Regions from separate parts of the Mus musculus genome. Here regions 1 and 3 are each linked to region 2. The links are chromatin loops, found by intact Hi-C in ENCODE. Cell type or tissue: heart. All regions are shown on one strand.

Evidence for each region. A loop is a pair of places that touch in the nucleus more often than their neighbours do. Peaks named below come from ENCODE experiments on the same cell type or tissue, not always from the same donor. Only the 100,000 strongest peaks of a DNase experiment are listed, where the experiment ranks them.
Region 1: a loop joins it to region 2, with 9 times the contacts of the local background. A loop is called at or near these places in 27 of 42 quality-filtered maps.
Region 3: it touches region 2 in a loop (2.3-fold over the local background); 11 of 42 quality-filtered maps call a loop at or near these places.

What each region holds. Positions count from the first base shown.
Region 1 is chr4:149,608,415-149,616,414 of GRCm38, reverse strand. Clstn1 (calsyntenin 1) reads right to left here. Exons shown (of 19, transcript NM_023051.5): 2 at 2,243-2,365. Among named protein-coding and RNA genes, the nearest start is that of Clstn1, 26 kb to the right of the region's middle. In heart, CTCF peaks have their summits at 1,354 (motif pointing left), 4,537 (motif pointing right) and 7,585 (motif pointing left); no DNase peak of the experiment used is centred here.
Region 2 is chr4:149,544,854-149,552,853 of GRCm38, reverse strand. Ctnnbip1 (catenin beta interacting protein 1) reads right to left here. Exons shown (of 5, transcript NM_023465.4): 3 at 7,023-7,143; 4 at 6,362-6,452. The coding sequence starts at 7,118. Among named protein-coding and RNA genes, the nearest start is that of Mir5616, 11 kb to the right of the region's middle. In heart, no CTCF peak of the experiment used is centred here; a DNase peak (open chromatin) is centred at 3,433.
Region 3 is chr4:149,707,238-149,715,237 of GRCm38, reverse strand. No RefSeq gene overlaps it. Among named protein-coding and RNA genes, the nearest start is that of Tmem201, 27 kb to the left of the region's middle. In heart, CTCF peaks have their summits at 3,062 (motif pointing left) and 4,437; DNase peaks (open chromatin) are centred at 3,057 and 4,537.

The DNA of each region.
Region 1 (8,000 bases), 64 kb before region 2:
ATAAATCTTTGTTGTTGTTGTTGTTGTTTTTTCGAGACGGGGTTTCTCTGTATAGCCCTGGCTGTCCTGGAACTCACTTTGTAGACCAGGCTGGCCTCAAACTCAGAAATCCGCCAGCCTCTGCCTCCCGAGTGCTGGGATTAAAGGCGTGCGCCACCACACCCGGCTGAAATAAATCTTTATAAAAACTGAGTTGAGCTGGAGAGATGGCTCAGAGTGTGGGAGCACTGACTGTTCTTTCAGAGGTTCTGAGTTCAATTCTCAGCATCTACATGGTGGCTCACAACCATCTGTAATGGGATCTGACATCCTCTTATCGTGTGTCTGAAGAGAGCGACAGTGTACACACATACATAAAATAAATAAATCTTTAAAAAACTGAGTCAAGGGGCTGGCGAGATGGCTCAGTGTTTAAGAGCGCCGTCTGCTCTTCCGAAGGTCCCGAGTTCAAATCCCAGCAACCACATGGTGGCTCACAACCATCTGTAACAAAATCTGATGCTCTCTTCTGGAGTATCTGAGGACAGCTAAAGAAAAAAAAAAGAAAAAAGAAAAAAAAAACTGAGTCAAACTAAATCCTATCTCAAAAATAAAAAGTTGTTTTGGGCTGGGGAATGGTTCCATTGGTAAAGAACCTGACAAAGCCTGACTGCCCGAGGTTTGGATTCTCAGAACCTACATTAAAGGCTGGACCCAGGCTGGAGGGATGATCCACGGGTTAAGAGCATCTGTTTCTCCTGCAGAGAACCTGGGTCAACTCTCTGCACTCACATGACTTCACAACAGGAGATATGATGGCCTTTTCTGACCTCCTAACAAACCTGCACACGTACAGGTAAAACACATTCATAAACTTTAAAAAACTAGAAAAAAAGAAAAAAGAAAGAAAAATTTAAAACCTGGACACAGCCACATGCATGTGTGTGTGTTATCCCAGTGTTTGCTCTCACTCTGGGACTGAGAAAGCAGAGCCCTCCAGCAGTCAGGGCAGATCTGCCTGGCAAACACCACTAAATGTCAGCGATGTAGGAAAATCACCATATGATCAAAATCTATGACACTGTCCTAAAGGGTTTTTCTCTGCAAAGGCACAGGGTGCAATCTTATAAAATAACTCATATCAAACATTTAATAACTTTATTAAGAAGGCTGAGGCAAGAGAATGAGAATTTTGATGCCAGCTAGCATTAACATAGCAAAACTTTCTCTAACAAAGAAAGATCTGAGGATATGACTCAGTGGTTAGAGCCCCGGCTGATTTCCCAGAGGACCGGGCTTTGGTTCCCAGCACCCACAAGGTCATGCATAACTATTAACTCAGTTCCAGGGAATCTTGTGCCCTCTTCTGGTCTCTGTGGGTACTGCATGCACATGGTGCACAAGCACATGCAGGCAAAACACCCATACACACAAAAAGGAAAATAAAAATTAAATTCATTAAATTGGGCATGGTAGTACATGCCTATAAAAATAAATACAAGTTGACAATGTGCTCAGCATGCAATGTATACTTCTTAAATAACGCAACACCATACATGATTTTAAACCACAAAATGAGAGACTGGAGAGACAGCTCAATGTTTAAGAGCACTGGCTGCCTTTGCAAAGGACCTGGGTTCGACTCCCAGTATCCACACAGCTCTGGCTCCAAGGGATATGATGCTCTCTTCTGACCTCTGTGGACATCAGACATTCACACGGTGCACATATGCAAAATAAAACTATAGAAAAAGATTTAGCTAAATAAAAGTTAAAGATTGAAAAAAAAAAAAGGAAATCTAGGCCAAAACTTATTCCCCCACAAAGACTGCTCAATGTTTCTGAAGTCTGTGCAGGTGAATGTAAGGAACTAAGAGTTGCTGGAGTGACGTGAAACAGGCATTTGAACACCCAGACAGAACAGGCAGAACACTGGTTCCCAAGCCCATCACACTAACTGTGTCCTGAACAGTGGTCACTTAGTCCATGTGTGCTCCATCTCTGCTGTGTGTGTCTAGACAGTATCTGCCTATCTGCACAAGGCACAGCACATAATGATGCAATTAGGCTAAGCAATTCTCCCTTTGACCAGCAACACAGCTCACTGTCAGCTACCTCGAGTATTACAAGAAGAACATGTGCCTGGAGCCATAAAAGCTCTCGGCTACCAGAACACTTCCTGAGAGGTCCAGTCACCCAGCCAGACTTAAGTTGCTTTCTTTCCAGGCCAGATTTGCAGATAGTGAACAGCTGGCCTGCATACCTGCAAAGCGGAGCGGTGAATCTTTATCCAGGGCGATGAGGGGAGGGTCGAGCAGCACCGTGTTATCGTTCTCGGTGACTATCCCATGGTAGGTGGGCTCGAGCCATGGCTTGTGCTTGTTAACTGGTGGGAGAAAAAGGGAAGCAACAGTAAGATGCAGATCACTGCTTCAGCGTCCTGCTGCCTTTGAAGATGAACATGTGTCGTCTGGCTTCCACACAAGTGCACATGCACACAGGAAAGCAAAGCCAGAGGCACATAAATCAAAGAGAGCAAAGAGACTGATCATCTGAAAAGGGCGAACTGTGGTTTGATTATGGGAGTGCCCCATGTAAAATCTAACCCAGATCATGAAGACAGAAATTGACTCCTTCCCTCCACAAGAGACTCCTGCGACATGAGCTCTGACAGAGCGACATCAGGAGGGTCATCATTCCTACCCTCTGTCCCCAAGGAGGCAGAATGGGATGGCATAATAGCAGGGATGCCTGAGGGCATTGACGGAATCCAGTAAAGCTCACAGCAGCAAGGGCCAACCTTCATCAAAGGTTCATGGAACATAAGACACCTCTACTATGCAATTGGAGATGGGCAACTCATCCACTGCTGAGACCCCAGTATATTTTATATGAACCACACTAAGAAGGAAGCTGGGACAACTCGGGGGATCAGCCCGATGCAAACTGCTCACAAACAATGAAGACTCAGACACATCTCACCATGCTCTAGTTTTAGGGTTCTGTCTCTCTGTCTGTTTGTCTCTATCCCTTTCTCTGTGTGTGTCTCTGTCTTTCTGTCTCTTTCTCTGTGTGTGTCTCTGTCTCTGTCTTTCTCTCTCTCTCTCTCTCTCTCTCTCTAACATAAATACCCTAGGCTGGCTTCAAATTTAACCTTCCTGCTTCTGCCTCCCAAACTGCTGGGATCACAGCTGCACACCACTGAATCCAACCACAATCATTCATTTTACAAGGCAAACTATTAATTTGGCTTGTAACTAATAGCAACATTTGATACAAACTTGTATTGATGCTTTGTTTTGCTAATAAAATTACAAGTATAATAAAATAAAATTGAATTTTATTCCAACATTTGAGTCCATAAGACTCTTAGTTCAACATGGTGTCACCTTGTTTTTTCCAGAACCACAGGGATATAAAAATAGTAAGCATAGTGAAGTGTGGGGCACCTGCACTGTCCTAACACAGAATGGGCAGGCTCACCATAACAGAAAGGCTACAGCTGAAAATGGTTAACAAATCTCAGAGCAGAAAATAACTTTATGGTGCTTCACTTCACTACCATTCCAGGATTCTAATTTTGTAATTCACAATTTCTCAATTGCTCCTTTAAGATGGCAGTATAAGGAGAAATATGGCCATTTTCAGAGGCTGAACTTTTCAATAATTAATGAATGATATTTTTAATATTTCATCACATTCAATTTGCATTATGAAACATTTATAGAAACAAGTGACTGATGTTTCTGTAATCATCTTCTCTCCAACCACCAGATTATGGGCTGAAAGTCAAGGACCCCATTGGCCATCTCGAAGCCCTAGGGCCTCACTCCACTGCATGCCAGAACATCAAAGCCAGCTACATTCCTAACAGCAAACCTAGCGATCACACCTGTTAGAGTGTGGGTTTTCTGGGGTTACTCTCAGGCAAAAATGATCTTTGTGACCTCCGATCTTAATGATTAAAAACTTGATTTTAGAATCTATGAATGCCAGGAGGTGGTGGTGCATGCCTTAATCCCAATACTTGTGAGGCAGAGGCAGGTGGATTTCTTAGTTTGAGGCCAGCCTGGTCTTCCGAGCAAGTTCTAATATAGCCAGGGTCACTCAAGAAAACCTTGTCTCAGAAAAACAAAAACAATCAGTAAGAACAGTGAAGCTCAGGGTTAACTTCAAATAGGAAAGTTTATCCCAGCACATCCTAGTTTTGTGGGCTAAAGAAGGCTGCTCTCCTGCCCAAGTCTCACGAGCAAGAGATTCTGCCAGGTTATTTTCAGATCCACTCTGTGCCACAGAGCCCAACACCAAACACACTGGTCACATCTTCCTCTTCTGCTTTATACCTTTTATGTGTAGAAATCCATTGGCTGATAGAAAGAATTTGACATATGCTTCCTATATCAGAACACCTATGCTGGCCATACTGTAAGTTTCAACCATCTTTGATGCATTTCGACTATAAGTGAACCTATAAAATATAAGTGAACCTATAAAATCCAAGACAAACTGAATCTTGGTCCATCAAAAGACTCTGCAATCCTGGGATACTGCCACCAGGTGGCAGCAGGTGCTCGGGTGTGCATGCTTGAAATTATGCTTTGATTGAAAAATAACCTCTAGCCCACCCCCTGGCTACTAAAGGAGTATCGGCAGCCCGCATTGAGATGCTCTGAGTGGCAAAGTACCTGCGACTATGTTCTAAATTCCTACTTAGCATAGTGTCACATGCCCACAATCTTCTGCAAACTCAGGAGGCAGAGGTAAGAGGATCACAAGTTCCAGGGCAGCAAGGGCTTTGAAGCGAGTCTAGTCAAAAATAAGTGAGTACATGTAAAGTCTCTAGCTGACTCTATCTTTCCCCAAATACACTGGAACAGGGCAGGGGCTGGAGAGTCAGCTCAGCGGTTAGGAGCATTTGCTGTTCTTGAAGAGGACCCAGGTTTAGTTCTCAGCACCCACATGGTGGCTCATCCTCTGCGTGGGCACCAGGCACACACATGGTATGCAGAATGCATTCAGGCAACACACATGAGAGCTCGCGCATGTGTACACACACACACACACACACAGATATATATATATATATATATATATATCCAAAACCAAAGCTGAACACTAAAACAGGTTGGTACAGTTTGGAGAGCGTGTGTCCCCTTCTAAGGCCTGGATGCTCTAACTTGCTCACCAGCCTGTGGTACCATTGGGAGGTGGCAAAACCTTCAGGAATTGGGACCAGGTGGTAATTTGGGGGTGTGGTCTCGAACAGAATAGTGGCCCACTCACTCTGTGTCCTTCTCACTGTTTCCTCTCCGCTTCCCAACCCTTGTGTGTGAGGGGTCACTTCAGATATCCTGCTGATGTATCAGTTATTTACAGTATGGTTCATAACAGCAAAATTACAGTTATGAGGTAGCAACTAAAGTTTTATGGCTGTAAGTCACCACACCATGAGGAACTGTATTAAAGGGTGACAGCATTAGGAAGGTTGAAAACCACAGCCCTAGAAGGTCAGTGGCCTCCAGGACACGCCCCAGGCAGTGATACACTCTGCAAAGCCCAGAAACAAGAGCCAATGGACTGAGGACCGCAACTCTGAACTTATATGCCAGCGCACCTTTCCTTATTTAGGGTGATTTTCTCACACACTTTCCACAGCAACAGAAAGCTGACAGAAGGGGGGCTGGAGAGATCCAAACTGGAAATGCAAAAGGCACACTCTTGGGGCTGGAGATGGCTCAGCCATAAGGATCAGGTATTGCTTTTGCAGAGGACCTGAGTTTGGTTCGAAGCATTTTCTGTCCCAGCACATACCCACATACAAACACACACAGAGACATAATTTATAATAATAAAACCAAACCTTTAAAAGGAAAACACATTCTCAGGCCACCAACATAGTTTAGCAGATAGAAGCACTTGCTGCCAAGCCTGACAGCCTGAGTCTCAGCCCAGGAACCCACAGTGGAGGAGGGGACCAACCCCAGCAAGCTATCCTTTGAACTCTACATGCACACTGGGGTGTGTACTCATATGCACTTGCACACACGCACACCAATAATAACCTTAAGTATAAAATGTAAAAATAAAAAAAACACTGGGCTGGAGAGATAGCTCAGCAGTTAAGAGCACTGACTGCTCTTCCAGAGGTCCTGAGTTCAAATCCATCATCTGTAATGGGATCTGATGCCCTCTTCTGGAGTGTCTAAAGACAGTGACAGTGTACTCATATACATAAAAATAAATAATTATTTTTTAAAAAATAAAAAGTAAGGAAAAATTAAAAGACACACCCTCAGACTGAGTACTGTCTCCATGTATAAATTCTGTCCAGTTCAGACCTTGTGGTCTTCTAGCAAGCTGAGTGTCAAAGGTCCTTAACTTCTCATAGCTGTGTGCTGCAGGCAATCTTCCACCTCCTGTGCAGAAGGAAAGCTACTAGGTGTTGGGCTCTCAGAACACCTGGGTAGAACCCAAACATCAACTCCAAATGTGCTCCAAACCACGTGAGCTCTGCTCATCAGTGCCTCTGCCACCAGTGTGGTAGTGAGCCTGCACCCAGTGAGGGTTACTTCACAGTGAGGACCAACACACACAGGCAGCTGCCAACACAAACGTGCCTGCTCCAATGCCAAGGTCAAGCAGAGCAAAGCAAGATCTCCCTCTCTAGAGAAGCACTGGCTGTGGGTTTGTGGCTAGCCTGATCTGAGCGTGAGCTCCAGGCCAGCCAGAATGGCACAGTGAATGCTGGGACTAAAGGCAAATACTACCACACCAGAACTAAAACATTAGAAAGAGGAGGAGGTCAGAAGAAGCAGGAGCCCTGGGGTAGGAATGGATGGGTTTGTGACAGCATTCTGCTCAGCCTGGTGGAACTTCATGGAGTGGGGTGTGGAGGGAAGGGTGCCAGCTTTTTTCCTCCTCTTTCTTTCTGCAGACGTGATTTGGTACCCGGGGCCTCATGCACACTAGGCAGTGCTGGGTGTAGGTGATGAGGTGGTTACCAAGGTAACCACCACAGACCTGAGGGCTGGGAGCAAGCCAACTATCTCAAGTAGCTGTGAAGGCGGGCGGTGGGCCAGACTTCTTAGGCACAAGCCCATGACCACCACCACCCCTGCATCAGCAATTCCTCACACCCCAACCAGTACAACTCCCGCTAAAAAGGATCCCACTCTCAAACCTTTGGAGGACAGAACCTGGGCCTTTAAGGAGAGAGAAACTTCAACTAACTGAAGCAAAATGCAACTCGGCACCGCTGCTCAGCTTATCCCCAGCCACGAGCTTGGTCAGGACACCCGTTCCCTCACTGTAAAGTGTTTTCAATTTATTCCGAGTGATTTCCCCCTAAAAGCCAGGACTGGGCAAGCAGCTCTGGGCTACGCGCTCTGTGGGCCTCTGTGGGCACACACACACACAGCACACGCCTGGTGCACTCACACCCGTGCAGGCCATACACTCATAAAATGAAAATAAGCTGGAGAGATGGCTCAAAAACTAAGAGCACTGACTGTTCCCCCAGAGGTCCTGAGTTCAATTCCCAGCAACCACATGGCAGCTTACATCCATCTGTAATGGGATCTGGTGCCCTCTTCTGGTGTGTCTGAAAACAGCCACAGTATACTCACAGGTCTTTTTGGAAAAGAAAAAATGAAAATAGGCAAATGTTTAAAAGGAACAAGTTAACTAGCTAGATGTAAGTACAATATTAGCCCTCCAAATACTGGATGGCCCTAGCATCTTCCCTGGTCAAGTCAAGTTGTTTGTGTCCAGGCAGCCATAGTCATAAACTCTCTAAGACAAATTCTAGCCCTGTTTCCTCGAGAGATGACTTGGACCAACCTCACTCAGAACACTGTAGTGAAGCATCAGCTGCTCAACAACTTTAATCCCAGACGAGGAGGAGCGCAGGAGGGCTGAGGAACTCAGAAATCTCTGAGTTCCATGGGAGGCTGGGAGGGGCCAGGTCAAGGTGGTCCTCATGTCACAGGAATGAAGGAGTCACACCCTGAGCTACAGTATCC
Region 2 (8,000 bases):
TAAAGGTCCTTGCAGAGAACCCAAGTTCAGTTCCCAGCACCTATGTCAGGTGACTCCAGCTCCAGGAATTCTAACATCCCCTTCAGGATTCCATAGGCACTTCACTCACACATGCATGTACCCGCAGATGTGTACACATACCTTCCACACACCACACACATCCATGTAATCAAAAAGTAAAATAAATCTTAAGCAAAACATAACAAAACTTAGGGACCAGCTAGATGGTTCAGTGAGTAGAGCCAGATGCTACCTAGACTGGCAACTGGTGCTCTACTTTTGGGCACACAGGTTGGCAGGAATAACTCCCACAAGCTGTCCTCTGACCTCTACACACATCCCATGACGCGTATGGCCTTTACAAACCAGAGGTCTGGAATACCTGGTACTCACTGGATGCCCTGTTCCATGTGCAGCACCAGAGCATAGACCGCCCAGAGTGGGCACGTTCAAAGCTTCCTGCAGGTTCAGGGGCCAGAACAGCAAAGCAGCAGAACAAGCCCCCAATCTCCCTCATCCCCTCAGTGACACCATGTAGCCAACTCAATTATACTTGACCCTCAGGTCATATGCTGTCCTGCTTAAAAAGACATATGAAGAGCTGGGTACTGATCTAGCATGAGTGGGGGCTTAGGTTCAATGCCTAGAACAGAAAGAAAGCAAAAGAAAGAAAGGCAGGCAAACAATAACAAACCCCTCTTTGGCCTGTAAACCACCCACAGATCTATCTTAACATAAATGATAAAGATGTACAAATGATGCTGATCAATATCTGTCACATCTGGAACCCACACTGGCTGCCTCTGGTTTTAAGCTACCTCTCTATGCCAGGGAGAACACGTCACAGGGCTGTCGTGACAGTCACTGGGAGAGCCTTGTACATTACTTTGCAAGGAACTTGGCACAGAGAAGGAGCCTAACACATGCCTGCCATTATGATTAACAGTAGAAGTGAGCTCTAACAGGAAGAGACTGGTCAGTAACTTAGGATAAGACAGATGCTGCACATTACACAACGGCCAAAACATTTTCTTGAGAAGCGTTGAAGAGCTCAATGAGAACGCCTGAATATCAAAGCAGTTAGGCTGTAAACTCCAATAGAAGTGACTGCCTATCTTGTAAAAGCTGCCAAAACAGGAAGGAAAGGAAACAGAGTATGTATATAGAGTATGTGTATAGAGTAGGTATATAGATTATAGAGTATGTATATAGTAGGCTACATAGTAGGACCCAATCCTTGAAACTTTCGCCTCTCCTCTCCCATTTTCTACGGTGACCATGTATCACTTCAGAGCCAGGAGAGACAATGCACACCTATGGGATAGCACTGAGGAGAAACGGATGCTCACCATTCTGTGCCTGCCTCAAGAAGCTGCAGCCTCCCGCCCCCCACCCCCACCATGTCTGCAGCTGGCCCATCTCAGAAAGGCCAACTTCCCAGAGAAGCATTGATTTCCTTTAGTTCAAAGCAGAGTCCTGCCTGCCTGTCGAGTCCGCTTGGCCATCCTTGGGGACCAGAGACAGTACTCACACAAGTCACTGCCTCTCTAACTCCTAGCCCCAGAACTGCTCAATCACCACATTCAACCGTATTCACCAAGAGCCTGGCGAGTCTATGCAGCCGCACAGATGCCCACCTAGAAGGAGGCTCAGTATCAGTCACAGAGGGCCTGGCCTGAGCTGCAGGAGGCTGAGGGAGGAGTCCTGGAGCCCGACAGTGCAGAGGCAGGAGGGGTGAAGCTGGCAGTGTGGATGAACTCAGTTCCCGTGTCTACCAGGGTGTGAGAGGGCATGGTGTAGGGTGGCAGGGAGCCACTGGGACTGTGACTCACAGTGCTGACTTCTTCTGAGTCTTCCAAAGTCACTCTGGCTATGGCAGAGGAGGTGGACCAGGGGACTAATATCAATCAAGATGTTGGTTTAGAAGCTGGGGTGTGGTAGTGCACACCTTTAATCCCAGCACTCAGGAGGCAGATCTCTGAGTTCAAGGCCAGCCTGGTCTACAGAGTGAGTTCTAGGACAGCCAGAGCTACACAGAGAAAAACCCTGTCTTTAAAAACCAACCAAACAAAATGATGTCAGTTAGGAACTCTCAGCAAAACCTTTTAAAAGGGGATGGAGAGATGACTCAGTGGTTAAGAGGCTCTCTGGATTTGACTCCCAGCACCCAAATGGTAGCTTCCGACCAACCATCCACACGAAACTCCAGTTCCATAGCATCTGGTGGTTCCAGCCTCTGCTGGTTCCAAGCACACTTAACTTACGTACAGGGAAAATACTCAACTTACATACAGGGGAAACACTCGTGCACACAAAAAGAAACTAAGCTGTAGTTTAACTCCAAGAATAATTGAGCTAACAGGGCTGGGGAGTGGCTCAGAGGCTAAGAGTGCTGGCTGCTCCTTTAGAGAACCTGCATTCAGACCCCAGCGCGCACACACACACACACCACATACACACATACATACACTCACTCAGTGGCTCACAATCATCTGTAACTTCAGTTCCAGGGGACCCAATGCCCTGTTCTGGTCTCTGTGGGCACTGCACGCATATAGTATACATATATATATATATATATACACATACATACATACAGGTACACACAGATAAAAATAAAAATAAATTAATCTTTAAAAACCCCAAAACAACAACAACAACCTGGGAGGAGGAGGCTAGTTGGGAGCACTGAGGCAGGGAGATCCAAGGCCTCGGAGCAGTACTGCGCATACACCTGGGCTGTGACCTGCTCCCTCACCATGTGAGCACACAGGGAAGAAAGGGAGCCGAGAGGAGGGGCCCAGCTGGACCTGCTGAGCACGCAAGGTCGGGTGTGTCACGACAGACAGCCGACAGCTCTGGGGGTCAGGACTGGGCTCTGGGCTGAGGGCATGTCTGGAAGGTGCCGCCCTGAAGTCTATGGAAATCACGGAAAATAGGTCAAGAGGGAAGGGGTAGGAGAAAGGACTGAATCTAGAGGCACCAATACACTGGAGAGGGCCGGAGGAGGGAGGGGAGCACTAAGAGGAAGAGGAGGAAGCAGGCAGTCACAGTGATCACTGCTTAGTAGAGATCGGTCAGGCTGAGAACTGAGGGACCACTGTTCAGTTCTGGGAGGCACTGGGCCCCCGCAGGAACCACTTGGTCAACGTTACAGTGCAGACTTCTGCCCCTGCATCTTTTCCAGCACCTGCCTACTCTCTATAAACACTGCTGGGCTGTGGTGTGTAGAGGAGTACGCAGGTACCAGACCCTTCCAGCCTCAGGGGGCAAGAGTAAATGAGACTGGGCACTGTCCTATGGCTGATTCCACCTCAGGATCTCTGTTGAGAAGGACAATCTAAAGGAAGATGCTGGAAATCCTGTCTAGGTCTAGGAACCCTAGGGTGGAGCCTTGTCATCTGCTGAGAGAGAGTGCCACCTAGTGGACAGATGTATAAGATCCCTTGGCCGCCTAGGCAGAGACAGCAGGACATTTGGTACATGAGCTGAGTCAGCCTCACATACAGACAGAGACATGAGCGCCTGGCCTAGACTATACACTAGCCCGGGGTAGATGTATAAATCCATGGGTTTATTTGTAACACAGAGAAAATTAAAGAAAGCTTGAGAAGATCCTTCAAGTTGGTGCCTCCTGAAGTAGCATTTGCTCTGGGTCTGTGTGACTTCCAGAGGTATGGGGCATCAGCAGCACAAATGTTCCACACCCTTCGTCAGATATGATTCTCCCCCAATCCAGGAAACCCCATGCCACGGCAAAGAAAGTGCCTATGGGTGCCTCACACCCAAGAGGCCCCAGATTCCAGAGTGTCTGTGGCAGCCACACCTGCCTGCCCACAGCTGCTTCTCACTACATCAGCAGTTCCTATAGGAGCCAAGGCGCACTGAGCCTCCTTTTTGTGAGACTGAGTTTCAAGTAGCCCAAGCCAACCTTCCACTCACTGTGTAGTCACGAATGACTTACCGGATCCTCCTGCCTCCCAGGCGCTGGGACCTCAGCGGGTGCTGCTACCCATCTCTTTGGTGCCGGTAGGAAACCCAAGTTTTCATGGATGGTAGGGAAGCACTCTGCCAACTGAGTAATATCTTCCACCTTAACCGCGACCTTCCTAAACAGCAGAGCCGACTGTACTTATATTCTCAATTGTTGGTTCTGCAAAGTAAGTTTTCATACGTGTGTGTGTGTGTGTGTGTATGCTTTATATATACATGAAATAGTCTTATATATCTCAGGCTAGCTAGGATGTATAAGAGTATACCAACATGTTCAGCTAAATAATAAATAGTAACTTTTAAAAGGATTTACTTTATTATGTTGTTGTTGTTGTTAAGTATGTGTGTGTGCATGTGAGTGCAGGTACCTACAGGGGCCAGAGACGTTAGACTACACTGGAATTACAGGTAGTTGTGAGTTGTCTGATATGAGTATGCTGGGAATTGAACTCTGGCCATCTGCAAAAAATAGTACTTGCTCTTAACTGCTGAGCCATCTCTCTGGACCAACATATAACTTCTTAAAGGCGGGGAATATAACCGAATACTAGAGTGCCTACCTAGCATGTCCAAGGCCCTGTGTTGGATCCAGTAAAGAGTTTTCACTTCTTACAAAGAATGCATGAACAACACACACACACACACACACATACACACACACACACACACACACACACACACACACACACAACAGTTTACAAAAGCCACTAACTTGGAAAGTAAAAGTCCATTAAGGAAACCTCTGCCCAGTCACTGTTCTCTCAAAGGGTGCAGCCCCAGGGGGAGAGCACAGGCTGGCATACATGAGGCTCCAGGGTGGATCCTCAACACCACATAAAACACTTTTCCTATTAACAGCCTAGTGCGTATCCCCTTGGCTGTTCTACATCCATTCAAGACAAGAGGACACGTGGTGGGTGTGGCCACGTCTGCCACAGTCCCCAGCTTCTTTACCTTCCCATTTAGGGCATCCCACTAGGGACATCTGCACAGAGACTCAGAAACTCAATGACTCGGGATCACGTGGGAGGGAAAAAAGTCCCCTGGAACTAACTCAGAAGTCTTAAGTGTTTTAGGTGGGGAAACCCAGACCAGCCATCAAGAAGAAAAGGACTCCAGAGGGAAGGAAGGCAGGGCCGACTGTAAACACACTTGGCTGTGCAGCACACTTGAGCAGGCACGCCTGGGCACAGTTTTGTATGATATATGCACAGGCCCAAATTGCTGAGTTACTAGAGGTTCCCTGAAAGCTTTCTCCTGAGCTGGCTGGGGCAAGCACCAGAGCTGAGGAAGGAAGCAAGCCCTGGATCGAGGGCTGAGCCCACAACCTGAAGGACGGACGGGGAGGCCGCCCAGTGTGCTACACCTGCTTTCCTCCCCAGCAGCCACAACACAGAGAACACACTCTGTCCTGCTCTGCTCTGCTCTGGTGGCTGCTCCTGCCTGAACATGCCACAGGCCATTAAAGTACCTTTTTTTTTTTTTTTTTTTTGAGACAGGGTTTTTCTGTGTAGCCCTGGCTCTCTTAGAACTTGATCTGTAGAACAGGCTGGCCTCCTGAGTGCTGGGATTAAAGGTGTGGCCCACACTGTCTGGCTCACTAAGATACTGTGTAGCCCCAACCAAGCATGAAAGATTAACAGAAAAGGACCAGGAAGAGATGCTGCTCAGAAGATGTGCTGCAGTGTCAGGCGGGGCTCTCAGAGGGGAGGAGGCGCCTTAAGAAGCAAAGGGCCATGGAGCTCACAACCCAGCAGCCTTGTCAGCGAGGAATAGTTCAACTCCTGGGCACCTCTGTATCGTCAAGGGCAATGACTTCCTGCTTCCCAAACACTGCCTACTAACTGGAAGTAATACAAGCAACAGCTGTCAAGGGCCAAATGTTGTGTATTGATCCCTGGCACCGCCCCTGTTGTACAATAAATACTCGAGTGGAACTTTTGACCGTCAGGAGCCCTTTTGCATGCGGAGGTATCAGGCCTCTTCCTGCTGGTGGCAGACCCACCAGTCACTGCATGGTCGTACCTGATGGGGACAGTGTTCTCAGAACACAGAGCAGTTTCACTGTCCCTGAACTAGGTGCTGAGCGGTTAGGGGACAGGCTGAGGCTTAAGGGATGCGTTAATCAGACCATCTATGGCTGCGCAAGGCCCCCAGACATGTCTACCTCCTCCTTCCTCCAGGCCTAGAAAGAGAACCACCAGCTGCCTTGTTGGATCCCCGCTGCTGGGACCAGACAGGAGCCTGCGGATGGAGGCAACAACAGTCTGCTCTCCCTTCCCTGAACTCCTGGATCACCCATTCGGCTTTGTAAAAAAAAACCACTGCTCAGTGCTCGGGCTTGGCTGACGCCTGGCCCGTGGCTCACCCTGGTCGATGGAGTGCTGTGGCAGCTGGCTGAGCTGGCTGCTGACGACCCCAGCATAGGTGCGCAGAAATTCCTCCTCACTGGCGGTCAGCTGAAGGGTGAGAGTGCTGTGATGAGATGAGGGTGAACCTGTCCCCCCAAGTCCCTGCACCTGCTGTCCCCCACACCTCCCCCTCTGACCTCGTTAGTGTCTAGCAGTCACGTCTTGCTCCCATCCTGAAAACCAGGTCCCTGAAGTTCACACGCCTGGCCACTCCCTTTGATCTAGCTCAGTGCCTGTTCTGGCGCAGGGCAGGTAGGAACGTTCAGGCCCTGGCCACACAGCGATGGCAGTCAGCAATCTCAGGTCTCTCTATTTCTCTTTCAGAAGACGCCCTTGTGCTTGCTACTACAGCTCTCCTCAGTGGCCACCCTGCCCAGCTGCCCTGTGTCTGCCCCCAGAAGAGAAGCCTCTCTGAGGCCACTGGGGATCAGAAAGGAGGGCTAAAGACCTCACTGTCCCTGGCTCAAAATAAAAAGTGCAGTGGAGAGATAATCTCAGCAGTGCTCCCTGAACTGTGGGCTTGGGGGGCCTGAACTGGCAACAGGTGATCCCCAGGCCCACAGCCCTTTCCTGGTTCCCGGGGATCCAGGAGGCGCCCTGCAGCCCACAGGCACTCACGTTTGACCCCATCTTCCTCAGCATGAGCAGCACGCGGACCTTCTGTTGAATGTACATCTCCTCCGGACTCTTCCCGGGTGCTCCCTCGCGGTTCATCCCCCTGGCCCAGTTCTGGGGACACCTGCAAGGAGACGGGGAGAAGCGTTATGGGGAGAACGTCAGGATGAGGTACACTCTAACATCGACCCCTGTAAGTGATGCACCCCATTCTCAAACAGTCCCTGCCCAGCAGGGACCTCAGCTCTCACAGCACAGGAGAGGTTGTAGGAGGCGGTGGGTCGTCCATGTGTTCTGGCCTGGGGCCCAAGCAGGATGGCTGAGGAGCTCCTACTCCAGAGCAGAGGCTGCAGGTGACAGCCAAGGACAAATGAGAAACGGAGCCCCAAGAGTTGTAGGTTTCAATGCAAGGAACAAGCACAGATAAGGAGATTTGAACAGAGGTGGCTATATGGGGCCTTTGGCTTAAGAAACCCAGAGATCAGCGACAACACCCTGTGCAAAGCCCCTACTGAGCTCAAGCGGCCAGCTCCCGGGCAAGGCACCAAGGAGTCCCTCCATGGGGTGTCTGCCCAGGGCACCCTCACACACCCACCCCACCTGTCAGAGAGCTCCTGAAGATAGCCGTGAAGGCCAGCAGCTGTGTCCAGGTGTCTACAGCCAGCCCCAGAGAGAGCAGCCCAGAGCTGCCTCCTCCTCCAGAAGGAGCTGTGGGGAGAGGAGGCAGGATCTAGGGGCTTGGGTTACACACTTGAACTCTTGGACAAGTCAGAAATAACGCAGCAGCTGGTGGGGTGGAGCCTCCGCAGCCCTGCTACCAAGGAGCTGCACTCGGGGAATGAGGGAGCGAGCGCAGGACTGACAGGCTAAGGACAGTCCTCACACCATCTCCTCTCGGTGCCCCGTGAGTCCTAGACAGGAACATGCTGGACAAGGCAATCCTCTATGCCAAGGGCGTACCCAGGAATGTGCCAAAGCCTC
Region 3 (8,000 bases), 160 kb before region 2:
GTCTGATTCTACACCCTGGGGGCCTGGTGGCCAACAGGAAACCCAATAGACGGACAACCTGACAATGGTATCACCTCCGCCTCCCCTGCCGCATGCTGGAGAGATGGCCTATGTTCTTTCTGTTGCTGTGATAAAACACCCCGACAAAGCAGCAGAGGGCAGAAAAGCTATCATTTCAGGTCTTGAGGGGCATCAAGACCTGAGCTTGAAGACAGAACTGCACGTTAGCCCGCATAGCCATTACCTCTGACCAAGGAAGTATGGGAATGGTGCGAGCTGACTGACAGGAAGGCTCATGCTCAGCTTTATACAGTTCAGGAACCCCCAGCCTAGGGAATTGTGTTGCCCACAGTGGGCTGGGGTTACATAAGTTAAGACAAACCACAGACCTGCTCACGGGTCAGGTCAACCTGATCTAGCCATTTCCTCAGTTGAAATTGTGATTCCAGATCAATTCTAGGCTACATCAAGTTGACAGTTAACCAGGACCAGAGGTCAGCAAGAGACAAACACTTGATTCCCAAGGCCTCACAATAAATAGCCCTGTAGATCTGGCCACTAAGCTCAGAACCCAAAGGCACAGAGCAGAGCTGCCTAAACAGGTGGGAGGGCTACCTCAATGCCCCTGTCGGCTCTGACTCCCCTTGAAAAGCCCATGCCTGGGGCTGAAGAGATGGCTCAGAGCACCGGCTGCTCTTCCAGAGTAGGGAGCTGTATGTACCCTTGTCAGCTCAAGTCAGGCCATCAGAGTCCCTTTCCCCGCTGAGGTCTCAGCCAAATTATACATGCCATCCAAGCATATAGTGATGAGACGGCTGCCTGAGCTCAGGGTGTAGGAAGGAAGGGGAATCCTCAGGTCACTAGAGTTCCCAGCTCTTTGGTCTCCCCGCCCTGCTGAGACATCTACCGCAGAGCTCAGGGGCCAGACAGAGGCTCCAGCTCAGGCCCGGAGCTGCCTGCTCTCCAAGTGCAGAGATGGATCCAGAAGCCGCACCCCTGCCCTGCCCCCACTGCATACTGTACACACATACCTCGAACAAAAACACACCACAAATAGACACCAAAGTCTGAGAAAAGAGTAGGGAGCCCTGACCCCGCTGTGGAAAAAGCTGGCCAACCCCTGGCCAGTCATGAGCGTCTCTGGTCTGTTCTGCATACTGGGCGGCTGCGTGTGGCTGAAAGAAGACGTAGTAAGACTAAGGTGCTTGCGTGATATGTGGTCCCCAAATAAAGGCCCTCACCACAGGGCTTTGCCTAACCCCACTGCACACCCACGGTCAGACTCCGGCTGACCCCCAGCTCTCTCTCCTATGGGGCTGTGGTAAGGGAGGTGGAGACACAGTCACCTGGGAACTCCTGGACCCCTGCTGTGGCCTCCTCTTCCCGTTTCTCTCCCCTCAACGGGTTTTGCCCCCAGTTCTTTAATCAAGGGTGGAAAGTGAAGGTGAAGGCCACTAGGGACGAAGCCTAGGGCTCAGAGAAGCCAGACCATCACAAAGCTGGCTAGAGAGGCTACTGGGCTTCCCTCCACGGCCTCTCTCTAAAGCTATGTCTCCTTGATTTGAGAACAGAGCTAGGGATGCACTGTTGCAGACCCTTCTCTGGTGACAACAGGCTGAGTGAGGGAGCACCGTGAAAAGCATTGAGAAGGCCGGGTGGCGGGAGATGGCTCGTTTGGTAAAGTGCTTTCAGAGATACATGAATTCCAAACCCACATAAAATGCCGGGTTCCACAGGCCTCAGTAATGCCAGTAGGAAGGAGGCAGAGACAGACAGATCCTCGAGGCTCCGTGGTTGTCTGGCCCGCTTGACTGAATTGGAGAATCCCATGTTTAGGGAGAGTTCTCATCTCTCCCTGAGGTAAAGCTAAGGTAAGGAGAGACAGAGAGAGAGAGAGAGAGGGAGGGAAGGAGGGAGGGAGGGAGGGAGGGAGGGAGGGAGGGAGAGAGAGAGAATGATGTCTGACACTGACATCTCTACATGCACACACACACATACACACATACACATGTACACACACACATGCCCTCACATATACACACGCACACATGCACACACACACACATGCAGGCACACATACACGCACTCCATGCACACAGAAGCAAATTCAGCCTCCTAGCTTTCAGGGGTATCAGGCCCCATCATCACCGAGTGTAAATTCCAGCTTGAAGGACAGAATTATCCCTGCAATGGCTAGAGGTGGCCTTTAATCTTCATATTCGTTAGCTACTGTCCCCAACCGGCCTATTCAAAATTACATCATTCATTCATCCATCCATCCACTCATTCACTCATCCATTCCATGGCATTCCTACACACTCACTTCCAGTACTATCGGCAGGCAGAGAGCAAGTGACTAAGGACCGCACCCTGATGGGTGTAGAGGCCATGTTCCTAGAGGGCAGCTGAGTCCGACACAGAGCTGCTCAGAGGACAGAGTGCTGCAAAGCAAGGATACAACCAAGGACAAAGTGGAGTCCCTCTGGGGCAAGGGGCCAGCTGGGTAACATCTATGCCGGGGGGGGGGGGGTCTAATTCTTCCGAGTAGCCAGATGCAGAGTCGGGGTACTGCAAACCACACATTGATCCTGGGAAGATCTGGACCTGCAGGTTCCCTGTCAGGGCAGCATCAAGAGCAGTAAGGGCAGATGGGGTGAGAGTTCCTGAGGGACTGACTGTGTGAGCCTGCCTCATTTCTACCTTATTCTCAACTGCGGCCTCACTCGATACACCATCCACAGTCTGCTTCCCAGACCACAGTCAGAAACCAGCCCTTTAACTGGGACGGAAAAGGGGACTTTGTAGTAGGTAACCTTGTCCCCAAAGTTGTTTTCCCTGTTTTTGGATGACTGTTGATAAAGCCCAGTTCCCACGACCCCCCTGTCAGGCTCCGCTAACTTGCTGGAGCCCCTCTGAGAACTCTGGGAACTGTTCCCTGGCTCTTTCTGACTTGTAATAAAGGACTAGACGTGACAGAGACAGTGGAGAGAGGAATGAATGGCCCAGGTCAGGGAGGGCACGGGGCACCCTGGCTGCACTGACCAGAAAGCGCTCAGAACACTGCCCTCTTGAGGTACAGTGTTGCCTAGCACCCAGGAAGCCCCAGCATCCCAGAAAGCCAGGGGCCTGTAATCCTAGCACTTCAGAGGCCTGGGCAGGAGGATCAGTGTCCGCCTCAGCTCTGTAGTGAGTTTGGGGCCAGTCTAGGATCCATGAGATTTTTTTCTCAAAACAAACGACAAAGATCCCCCTGTTCTCTTGAGGATTTATGTGGGAGCGGCTGGTGACATCTAGACCTTCTTCCCCTCTCAGTAAGCTGGAGGGAGGGCAGGGCTGAAAGTTCCCACCCTCTCCACACAGCTAGTTAGTTTCCCTTAGCAGCCAGCCCCATCCTCAGACTGTCCAGCAGCCCTCAGGCCTGGTCAGCCCTGGCCACAGAAAGACACCACTGCAGAATTTTCCAGGACGTTAGGAGCTGAGTGCAGGCGACTGGACAAAGGTCAAATATGCATGTGACAGCATTACAGGTACTGGCAGCTCTGGTGAGAGCCAGAGACTGAGGCACCCTCACCTGTCCCCACTTGCGACACCCACCTAGCTGACCTATCCTGGGTCTCTTCAACAGGTCCCAAGTCTACTTTTCTGGGAAGGACTTGATTGGCCTCGCTGGAATCCGAGCCTCCATTCTGGTCCAGTAAGTTATGGCCATGAGTCAAGTTTGTCTGCTGGTTGCCCACCTTCTTGATTACAAAGGGGAAGAGTTGCCAAAAACAGGCCAGACTAACAGGCTAGAAGCTAACTGTGTCCATGTGAGTTCATCCTGTTTTGGTCTTGCTTAACACACACATACATACAACACACAAACAGACACACACATATCATCCACAATACACACACATATACAACGTGCACACCAATACAAGACAAGACACATATATACACAAACATAACACACACACTTAATATACCAACAGACATACACAAATACACATATATACACATATATAAAATGTATAAAATGCACAACATGAAAAACAGACACATACACCATATACAATACAGAGCCACATACAGAAACACACAGCACACACAACACAGAGAAACACAAACATAAGAGAGACAAGCACATACACACACACAAACACAGCACACAAGCAAGCACATGCACACATATACACAGAAACACACACACACAGCACACAAGCAAGCACATGCACGCTTGTTCAATCTCTTTAGATTTCCTTTATTTTTTATTTATTTTTTATTTTTTGATTGAACTCACGTCCTCTGGAAGATCAGTCAGTGCTCTTAACTGCTGAGCCACCTACCTGTCCAGCCCCTCCTCTGCTTTTCTAAGACATCCTCATTCCTGTTGCCCTCTTTAATGGTTCTGTCCTCAGCCCTACCTTCTGCCCCTCTCCTGTTTTGCTGTCCCTCCTCTAGGTGGCTCCCTAGGACTCCTCAGTGTATGAACGATCAGTCAGTTAACCACACCAGACTCTGTAGAGCAGAGGCACAGAAGCGATGTGGAAAGCTGTGCTCTGATGTTAGCTTGTCTGGGCTTACCCGTGTAAGGAAGCAAGGCTGCCCCAGGCTCCGCCCACAGGGAAGTTAGCCATTGTGGGACTCTCTTCTAGCCCTGCCTGAGAATTTCTTGGCCAGGCTTTTTCTTGTAGAGCTGTGATGGCCATGGCCATTCCCTGCCTGGTGCCGGGACTTTGGCAGAGCCATGTCCCTAAGGATGGGATGACACAGTTTGCTTCTCAGATCTCCATCCATCATAAAGCCCTAGTGGATTACCTGAAATTTATACTTTGCTTAGTTATGTGTACAGGGCTCTGGTAGAACATGGTGGTATTCTTTTTGTTGTGGTTGTTGTTGTTTTTGGTTTTTTGTTGTTTTGTTTTGTTTGTTTTTTAAAGATTTATTTATTTATTATATGTAAGTACACTGTAGTTGTCTTCAGATACACCAGAAGAGGGCATCAGATCTCATTATGGGTGGTTGTGAGCCACCATGTGGTTGCTGGAATTTGAACTTCGGACCTTCGGAAGAGCAGTTGGGTGCCCTTACCCACTGAGCCATCTCACCAGCCCCTGTTTTTGTTTTTTGAGGCAGGGTTTCTCTGTGTATCCCTTCCTGTCCTGGAACTCACTTTGTAGACCAGGCTGGCCTCGAACTCAGAGATCCGCCTGCCTCTACCTCCTGAGTGCTGGGATTAAAGATGAACACCACTGCCAGGCAGTGTTGGCACACGCCTTTGATCCCAGCACTTGGGAGGCAGAGGCAGGCGAATTTCTGAGTTCCAGGGCAGCCTGGTCTACGAAGTGAGTTCCAGAACAGCCAGGGCTACACAGAGAAACCCTGTCTCGAAAAAAACAAAACAAAACAAAACAGGAGACAGAGGCAGGTGGATCTCTCTCTGAGTTTGAGGCCAGTCTGGATTTCAGAGCAAGGTCCAGGAGCTACACGGAGAAACCCTGTCTAAAATAAAATAAAATGTGTATAGGGGCTGGAGAAATTCAGTGGCTAAGAGCACTGACTGCTCTTGCAAAGGACCCAGGTTTGGTTCCCAGCATCTACATGGTGACTCACAACCACCTGTAACTCTAGTTGCGGTCTTCTGACCTCCATGTTTATCAGGCACACATGTGGTGTGTGTGTGTGTGTGTGTGTGTGTGTGTGTGTGTGTGTGTGTGTGCAAGCAGGCAAAACACTCATAGCCAGAAGAATAAAATAAATACATATACTAAGATGAAAAATTACGTGTATATATGTGTCTATGTAGCAATCCCTGCAAAGGCCATAGGAGAACATCAGATCCCCTGGAGCTGAAGTTACAAGCAGCTGTGGACTGCTCAATGGGAGAAGCAAACTTGAGTCCTCTGCAAAAACAAACAGAACCAGCTCCTAAGGTCAGCATTGTCTCTCCAGCCCCATCTCTGCAATGTTTATTTGGAGTCATACCTCTTGTCTAGGCCAATGCCTTGAAATCCTGTCCACTTGAATCTTTAGCCTTAAAGTGGGCAGGCCCCAGGGTGTGGGCTTCCAAGCAGTAGAGGAAGAGTTGTCAGCTCAAGGGTGGGATGGGGAAACCATTTTCCAGATGGGCGTGGAAGGCTTTCTCTTTCATTTCTTGGAAGATGACTTCCCCTCCAGCAGTTTCCAGAAGGCCCCAGGCTTGCTGTCTAACAGGAGGAGATAGTTTACAGGGACCAGTGGTCAGAGTCATCAGCCCGATGATGGCTCTTCTTAAAGAAATCTGTTCCCTTGCCGGGAGCAGTGTGCCAGTTTAGGGTTCCACATAGGGTGTGTCTTCTGCCATGTATTTGAGCCTTAGTAGTCTTTGACTCTAGGCGGGGAAAAAAGAATATACCTTTACAAAGTTAAATATAAACTGGCCAGTGGTGGTGGACTCCTTTAATCCCCACATCAGGGAGGTAGAAGCAGGTGCTGGGGTCTTGGGCTTACTCCACAAGCACTGTATAAGACCTACACCCCAGCTCTCTTTCTTTTTCTTGAACAGACAGAATAATCCTGAACCTAGTCTTACAGCACCTAGGAAGGCTGGTAGACATAAGTACAAGCCTGCCTATCTTGTTACTAAGTTTCTTAATGGTTGTCCCAACCTGGAAGTCACAGGAGGCCAATGATCCTAGCAGAGCCGGTCTGGTACCATGTAATACGGGTGGCCAGCCTCCAAGCCAAGAACAGAGAATTCCCTACTTCCCCTTGCCTGGCCTCAAGTCAGCTAATTTCCTATTTTCTTTGGTTCTCATAGCATTCCCTGGGAAATTACAGATGGACTCCCGTCTCAGTTTGGGCTTTATTGCTGTGAAGAGACAGTATGACCATGGCAACTCTTATAAAGAAAAACATTTAATTTAACCTAATCAGAGGTTTGGTCCATTATTAGTCCATTATGTCAGGAAGCATGGCAGCCTGCAGGCCAACATGGTGCTGGAGAAGGAGCTGAGAGTTCTACATCTTGATCTGAAGGCAGGAGAAGGAGACTGTGTCTAGATGTGGCTACAGCATAGAAGACAAAGCCCGAGCCCACAGTGACACATATCCTTCAACATATCCTACCTCCTAATAACGCTACTCCCTGTGGGCAAGTATCCAAACACATGAGTCTACAGGGGCCAGTCCTCTGTCAACCATCACATCCCACTCCCCAGCCTCCATAGGCTTGTAGCCATAGCAAAATGCAAAATGTGTTTAGTCCAACTTCCAAGTCCCCATAGTCTACCACAGTTTCAACAATGTTTAAAATTCTCTTCTGAGATTCATGGCAGTCTCTTAACTGTCACCCCCTATAAAATCAAAATCACAGAACAGATCCTGTGCTTCCAAACTATAACGGCCCCGGGGTAGACATTGCCATTCCAAAACGCAGGGACGGGACCACAGTGGGGAAAACCCTGGACCAAAGAAGACCAAGCCCAACTGGGCAAACGCCAAGCTTTTCATCTCCGTGCCCTGACGTCATGTCTCACACTCCTTTCAGCTTTGTCGTCTGCAATATACGTCTTTCTCTTGGGCCAGTTCCACTCCCTGTCAGCAGCTCTCCTTGACAGGAGCCCACAACTCCAGCATCTCTAACCTCTTGGGGGTCCTCAAGGCAATCCAGGCTCCACCTTCACAGCTTCATGCAATGACCTCCATGCAGAGACAGCCCTGCCACACAAGCCTGGCCTCTGCGGCTTTCCTTAGTCTCAGAGATTCCACATTCTCCTTTTTCTATCATTGACTCTAAGGCCAGAACCACATGGCCAAAACTGCCGCGTTCTGCAGCTTGCTGGGGCTGGACCATGGCCCCCTTGTTCAATGACATCATCACCAGCTTTCTGCTTCGGATAGTTTCCTTCACTGCCTGAGCTTGTCGGTTCCTCTGTAGACCAGGCTAGCCTTAAACTCAGAGATCTGCCTGCCTCTGTCTTCGGAGTGCTGGGACTAAAGCCGTGTACCACTGTGCCTAACATGTTCTTTAATTCCTT